2 separate regions of the Homo sapiens genome follow, and region 2 is linked to region 1. Evidence: chromatin contacts called from ENCODE Hi-C or POLR2A ChIA-PET data. All regions are on one chromosome and are shown on one strand. Each heading gives the region's core, a stretch centred on a gene start or an enhancer-like site at or near the end of the contact. The rest is flanking DNA. Distances are from core to core; before and after follow the strand shown.

Region 1 (3,816 bases), core at 1,052-3,551:
CTGTAGTCCCAGCTACTCCAGAGGCTGAGGCAGGAGGATCACTTAAGCCCAGGAGGTCGAGGCTGTAGTGAGCCATGATTTTGCCACTGCACTCCAGCCTGGGCAACAGAGTGAGACCCTGTGTCAATAAATAAATAAATAAGTGCAAAATGCTTATCGGAATAAATAAATAAATAAAATAATATATATGAAAAATAATGTTTGTCTTCTGGAAAACCATTTTTTTCATTATTTTGGAAATTTCCCTAGCATATACTTTTGGTTTTTAGATAAGCATTTATATGTAGTTTCAATAAAGCTGATGAGGCAGAAAAGGTTTTTCCTTTGTTGTAAATTCAGGATATAAACATTTTCAAGTTTTGGCGGAAAAAAAGGAGAAAGGGGGAACACAAATTTTAAAAACTTTGTTTTGTTTTTAATTTTCCTGGACCCCTAATAGATTCAGTTATCTAATAACTATTATTACTTTTGACATTTTAGTTTTGTTTTTCCTGGTCAGCATCACATTTTTAAAATGAGGCATTTTTCTAGCCAGGCGTGGTGGCTCACACCTGTAATCCCAGCACTGTGGGAGGCCGCGGCTGGTGGATCACTTGAGGTCAGGAGTTCGAGACCAGCCTGGCCAACATGGAGAAACCCCATCTCTACCAAAAAGACAAAAATTAGCCGGGCGTGGTGGTACAGGCCTGTAGTCCCAGCTACTTGGGAGGCTGAGGCACAAGAATGGCTTGAACCTGGGAGGTGGAGATGCAGTGAGCTAAGATCACACCACTGCACTCCGGCCTGGGCTACAGAGGGAGACATCACCTCAAAAAAAAAAAAAAAAAAGGTATTTTTGGAGCAGGACATATGTGAGATTAAGAGCACGGGCTAGGATAATCTAGATCAAAAATCTGTAAAGGTTTTTGTAAAGAGTAAATTTTTGGGTTTCATGGGTCATACAGTGTCTGCTATTACAGCTGAAAAACAGCCACAGGCCATATATAAGCAAATAAGTCTAGGTTCCAATAAAACTTTATTTACAAAAACACATACTGAGCAGAATTTGGCCCTCAGGCGGTCATTGCTAACCCCTGATCTAGAATTATATTCTATCTCCATTTTCTAGCTGGGTGATCTGAGCCTCCACTCATCTATAAAACGGAGATAATAATTATACTACCTCATTAGATTCAGAGGGTGAAATGGATCTGTGTATAAAATACTTATTCCATGTAGGAGTTCAATAAACATTACCTGTTATTATCGTTTTCCTTTTTTTTACAGTAGGAAAATGAAGCAATCTGCCCAAGTCATGAAATTAGGAGGTGTCACACTCTACTGCACAGCCTCCAGAGGAGGTTTCCATTGCCCGATTTAATTTGATCTTAGCTTAGCTTTTGACTAAAAATGCCTTTTCCCTCTTTCCTAAGCAATTCCTTTCAAGGCAAAGTCATCAGAAAGAAAGAAGAAAAGAAAAAAAGAAAGAGAGAGAAAGAAAAAGAAAGAAAGAAGAAAGAAAAAGAAAGAAAGAAAGAAAGAAAGAAAGAAAGAAAGAAAGAAAGAAAGAAAAAGAAAGAGGGAGAGAGAAAAGGACAACGACAGAGATCTGTAAATGACCACAATTGATTAAACTCTTCGGGGAGAGAGATAATAACTCTGCCCTGCAAGTGTTTCTTCTGCCCAATCTCATCCCCTTTTTGGAGAAAGAAATTGTCCCCCAAGATTGTCCCATTTTGTCCTAAGGCTGGGGCTGGCCTGGAGAGAGCCTCTGAAGGCTTATCATGAAGCTACTTCCTTTAGGATACGGCACCATGATCACTGTGGCAAAACCCACCTTTATTTTCTCCATTAGGTAACATCACAGAGAAAAAAAAAGATCTCATGGGATTTTGCCTTTTTTTTCTTTTGGACATTTTTATTGTGTCTGGGTTTTCCACTCAAGTTTTTAGGATTTCTGGCATCAGACACTTGCCTTTGTCTCCCATTTCTTTGTGGTGATTGCCAAATGCCCACATACTATTTACACCTCCCATTCTCTCTAGGGTTTCTAATGCCTCTCTTTCTTATGACTAGCATTTCTTCCTAAACCTTTGCCTCTTTTTTCCTAAGCAGCAGGAGAGCTCCCAGAGTCTCAAGATAAACAGTAAACAAGATTGTGCATTTCAATGACAAATACAACAGGCAACCTATTTTTTCATCCCCACGTCATTTTTAACTTGGGGATGGTTACTTCTTCGGTTTTCCTTCTCTGAACATTGTCAGGCCCTGTTCCTCTTTCGTTTTGGTCTTGTTGCAATCTCTTCGTGAATTAATGTTTCAGTGAGTGTACTTGTGACAAGGCATATGGAGCGGGCCTCCTCTTTAACTCAAATTTCCTTCTTCCCAGGCACAACAGAAATTTGCTGTACACACTGCAAGACAAAGAACAAAAAGACCTCACTCGCTGAGCGAAAAGATCCAGTCGTATACATGATTTCACCGGGTTTCCAACTGTATAATGAAATCGAACTCCTCCCTCGGGAGGGGGTTCCCTCCCCCACCTACTGCACACACAAAATTCTACCCACTTCTTTCCAAGGACACACTTTGTTCTAAATCCCCAGTGGCTTTACTCCTGCACACAAAAAAAGAGCAGAAGTCTGCACCTAAGTTGTAAGCGTGAGCTGCGATCTTTCTCTGAGCCCAAGATGAAAGGAGTAGATGGAAAGGAATTACTCAGTGTGAAGTATGCATTTGTAATAAGCAGGCATGGGATGCTATGTAGTGATCTTGACATGGCTGATAGGGGATGAGGAGGTGAGGATGGGATAGACTTTTTCTTTTCATTTTCATGAATCTCTTACTCTCAAGCTGAAGGAGAGACTAAAAACCACAGGAAAGGGCACGAGTTTATTATCACAGATTTTTAATGGGTTAATAATGTTCTGCTTAAAACCCTCGTTTTAAAAAAAAAGTTAATTCGATCCATTTTTCTTTGGATTACAGCAACTTTAGGACAGGTGTGGTGTAATAGGAGTCGCTTTCAGAAAGGAGTGAGTGTGTTTGAGCAGAGAATCACTGGGTACACACCAGACTACTTATTGTAGCACTGTTTGTAGAAGCAAACACTGAAAGCCACCAAAAAGTCTGTGAAAAAGGGCAAGTGAAATACATTAAGGAATACCATTTAAAGAAATACTATGCCACCACTTAAAACATCAAGTTTTTCTAACACAGAGTGCTGTCCAAGAGATTTAAGTGGAAAATGCAAGCTGAAAGATACTTGTGTAAAGACAAAGAAAGGTGTGAGCGTTCGATATGCATATATGCTGATCTATGCGTGGACTATTTCTGGCATGAGACACTACAAACTGCTAATAGTCATTGTCTGCGGGGGAGGAGGGAGACCCACCCTTCCCCACAAGCCCTATAATTTGAATTTTCCCCAGGAGCATGTATGACATGGTTCCCCAAAATTTATAGCTCACTAGAAAAATACCTACATTGGAAATTGTCCATGATCGATACTCAAAGTGAAAAAAGCAAGTTGTATAACAGTGTCTATAAATATGATACCAGTGGTGTATTTAAAACAAAGCATGTGTATTTGTATATGTGCATTTTATGGAAAACGTCTGGAAAATATGTTTCACACTGTTAAAAAGTAGTTATTAGCTATCTCTGGTGAGATCATGAGCTGCGTGGGAGTGAGCAAAAGGAATGAGGAACTTCAACTCCTTTACCTTAATTTTATACTGTTTGAACGTTTTAAAGAGATTAGGTATGACTTCTATTTTAATTTTTAAAAACTAAACTGAGAAAATTATGTAAAGAAATGGTCACAGGAAATGGTCA
Region 2 (3,787 bases), core at 497-2,996, 170 kb before region 1:
GCCACACGCAAGGGCTGACACCGGGACCTGGGATTGGCCTTGGACATTTTATAGGAAATGACACTGCTCTCTTGACTCTCCCTGGGAGAAGTTGTGTTTCTGGAAGCTCCTATAAGTCTCCAAGAAGTGTTGTGAATTTCTATCTCTGTGACTTTTGATTACTGAGTTTTTATTCATTCAATAAATTGTTTGGAGGGCCTCTCGCAACAAGCCTGTTCCTGGGGTCTTAGCTGCTGTCAATGGGGGTCACGGTGTGTTCCTGTGAATAGTAAGACCAGAGCTCTACCGTCTGATAGCCACTAGACATACGTGACTATTTAAATGTAAATTCAGAATAACAAAAATTAAATGAAGTTAAGAATTCATCCCCTCACAGTTGCGTAGCTGCATTTCAAGAGCCCAGTAGCCACATGTGGGTGGTGGTTACCATATAGGACAGGACAGTCCGGGCGCAGTGGCTCGCGCCTGTAATCCCGGCACTTTGGGAGGCTGAGGCAGGTGGATCACCTGAGGTCAGGAGTTTGAGACCATCCTGGCCAACACGGCGAAACCCTGTCTCTACTAAAAATACAAAAATTAGCCAGCCATGGTGGCGGGTGCCTGTAATCCCAGCTACTCGGGAGGTTGGGGTACGAGAATCGCTTGAACTTAAGAGTTGGAGGTTGCCGTGAGCCGAGATCGTGCCACTGCACTCCAGCCTGGGCAACAGAGAAAGGCTCTGTCTCAAAAATAAATAAATAAATAGATAGATAGATAGGACAGGACAGATGCAAAACATTCATATCATCCTAGAAAGCTCTCTGTGCAGTGCTGGACTAGGTAGTCAGATTTGCCTGGGACACTCTGGACTATACCTGCTGTGTCCGCATCATCATCCATAGCACTCTGTTTCACTCTCAAAAATGTCCTGGTATTTCAGCTACCCTTCTACCCGCTGAGCCACACTCTTTGCTAGGACTTCCCTGAAACCCAAACCCTTTGTCTTGATGAATAAGTTGGCAGTGTCCAGCAGTCTCCCCCACCCCATTCCCTCTCACCTATCAAAAGCAACAATTTTAGGAACAGGAAAAAAAAAAATCCAAGTGAAGAAGTTGTCATTTCTCCCCAATTAAATGATTTCCTTGTCAGCGGTTTCACTTTTGTTTTGTATTTCCCTTTGCCTAAAGCAGCTCTGATGGGCGCCCTTTGCCCTGAATCATGCCCACAGATCTCACAGGAAGGAGGCCGTCCCCGGCTTCTCCTGAGCCCTCCCGGCCACCCTCCCCTACTCCCAGCCTCCCCTTCCCGTCTTGCCCAGCAGAGGGCGTCTGAGTTTAATATTCTCAATAAAGAGCATGTACACAATCACTTGGGATTTTTTTTTTCTTTCTTCCAGTGATACTTTTTCTTTGTGAGCAGCAACTGAGGTGCCAGATAATATAGGTCACCTGAAGGACAAGCCGTCAGAATTGGAGATCAGAGCCGCTCAGGCCGGCCGCCAGCTCGTTAGGGAACCGCACACTCAGCTCCCACCCAGCTCGGGACGCCCAGCGGGAGCTTCCCTTGCAAACACCAGCAGACACCATTTTGCAGAACTCTTAAGAAACGCGGGTTAAATGTGTTAGGTACAACGCATGCAGCCAAGACGGGCATGGAGAGCGAGAGGGCTGGCCCGGGGGGGAAGCAAACCTCCTGATGATGGGATTGCTCTTGCTGGGGGCTTTGTAAACAGCCTTGCATCTCACACCTCTGCCAGGCAACAAAATGGTGGTGGCTAGAAAAAATAAATAAATAAATAAACAACGCGGGGGTGGGGGGAAGGTGGCACCAGGTAGGTACCAGAGATGGACTTTTCTACAATTTTCTTGGGCTGTCCGTTACCAACAGTTATTCTCTCTCTTTTTCTTTCTTCCTTTCCTTCTCTGTCTCTCTCTTTCTCCACCCCCCTCCCTCTCTCTCTCTCTTCCCCCTCCCTCCCTCTCTCTTATTCTCCTTGTTACATTCTCTGCAGTAATCTTCCCCCTCCTACTGAAGGGGGCGGAAGACCCAGCTGATTTGACTCCAGCTCCCCCTCCTCAGCCTTGCAAATTCCTTATTGAGCATAATTTCTGATTTGTTTCTATGTATCTTAAGGGGTGAGGTGCTGAGGCAAGTTAAGAGTTCGGGTTATCTTGTTTGCCTGTTTTGGTGCACTGAACATATTTACGAAATGAAAAAGCTCCTTTCTAAATGGGTGTTAACTGCTCTAAGATTCCCAGGAAACGTGTTGAAGGGACATCTAAATGGAAATTGTGCAGTATTACTCCATTGCACCTTTTAGGAAGAAAACAATTGTGGCTACTCTGTTGGGCTCTGGTGGCAGTGTAGTAGTGAGTGATTTGTGTGACTGCGGCACATTCATTTTCCTTTTCTATTATAATCTCACCTTCCTTAAGGAATAAATGAGACCATACAGTAAAGGGCTAAGCAAAGTTGCATGACACAGCTTCGGTAGCAGCTGTTACTGTTTTATTATGTCTTTGCTTCAAGCTCTCTCCCTGGGCCTGGAGCTTAGCTTCTGCACACAAATGCTTGATGGAGAGAGCTCTGTGTTATCTGAATCCAGAAATTCTACAGCAGAGGTTTGGCTCCACCTCACCATTGATTTCCTTTCGGTGATTTTGTAAGTCATCACTTTGTAATGCAATTTCTCTCTGTATGAAACAAACGAGTATTTTTTTTTACCACCCCTTCTGAGACTGTTGATAAAACACACTCGACAAACGTTTTACAGCACCCTTGTGAGGCACTAAGGAATGGGGAGAAATCTACACCTAACCACCACCACCACCAGGCATCCCAGTGTGCTCAGGGCAGCGCCAGTTTTTGCAGAAGTATTAATAGCCCCTCCTTTCACTCCCCCAAGCGTCTTCGATGGGATGGTTAGTTATAAGGTCACGCTACAGAAAACATAACACCAGGCCTGGAGAAGTTCAGAGTCAGGGTGAGAGAAAAGACTGGGAGGAGGAGGTGGGCACTGGAGACCAGATAACCAGAGAGATAACAGATAGATACATAGATAGACAGGTCATAGAGATACATAGATAAGATAGATGATAGATAAGACACATAGATGATTGATAGATGATAGATAGATAGATAGATAGATAGATAGATAGATAGATAGATAGATGATAGATACATACAATATATATAGATGAGTAGATAAAGATAGATAGGTACAGCCAGGCATGGTGGCTCATGCCTGTAATCCCAGCACTTTGGGGGGCCGAGGCAGGAGGATCACTTGAGTCCAGAGTTCAAGACCAGCCTGGGCAACATAACGGGACCCCGTCTCTATTAAATAAATTTTTAAAAAGATAGATAGGTAATAGATACATAGATGACAGACACATAGGTACATAATACATACATAGATGATAGATAGATGGAAAATAGGTAGAGGATGGATAGATAGATGGTAGATAGATACATACATACATATAAATGGGTAGATATAGATAAGTAATAGAAACATAAACAGGTAATAGACACATAGATACATAATACATATATATATATACATACATCAATAGAGAATAGATGGATAGGAAGATGGATGGATGGATGGATAGATAAATAGATACCTGGAGATTAAGAGAAGGAGAAATGAAGCTAAATGAAGCTTCATTTAGCTGAGAAACTGAATGACCGTGGGCAAATGTGTCATCTCTCTGAGTCACTGCTGCTTCATGGGGAAAGCAGGGACCATTGAGTCAGGCCTGCTTCCAGGGTGTGTAGCTGATGAAATGACAGGCACCTGAGCACC

Evidence for each region. Hi-C counts contacts between places; a loop is a spot of excess contacts on that map. ChIA-PET counts read pairs that join two places held with the same protein, here RNA polymerase II (POLR2A). Pooled maps may share reads with other maps.
Region 2: a loop to region 1 is called in a map of PC-3, with 4 times the contacts of the local background. The contact joins the promoter of BCAS1-AS1 here to the enhancer-like site in region 1. A Hi-C loop is called at or near these places in 28 of 168 maps with a recorded cell type or tissue (A673, B cell, CD4-positive, alpha-beta T cell and 21 more), 37 of 37 single-sample maps with no recorded cell type and 32 of 50 pooled maps. POLR2A ChIA-PET finds 5 or more read pairs at or near these places in 29 of 52 experiments (A549, AG04449, AG04450 and 23 more).

The regions. Positions count from the first base shown.
Region 1 is chr20:53,738,981-53,742,796 of GRCh38, reverse strand. It overlaps LOC124904933 (a long non-coding RNA gene), which reads right to left. Exons shown (of 2, transcript XR_007067660.1): 2 at 997-2,393. Among named protein-coding and RNA genes, the nearest start is that of ZNF217, 150 kb to the right of the region's middle. RefSeq lists a silencer at 1,933-2,227. Within about 2 kb of position 2,301, at least 9 of the 41 ENCODE cell types and tissues checked have a DNase peak (open chromatin) inside an H3K27ac peak, as active enhancers do; they include B cell, CD4-positive, alpha-beta T cell, CD8-positive, alpha-beta T cell and 4 more, where a contact is called at or near this core.
Region 2 is chr20:53,913,448-53,917,234 of GRCh38, reverse strand. It overlaps BCAS1-AS1 (BCAS1 antisense RNA 1), which reads right to left and starts at 1,746. Exons shown (of 5, transcript NR_199019.1): 1 at 1,669-1,746.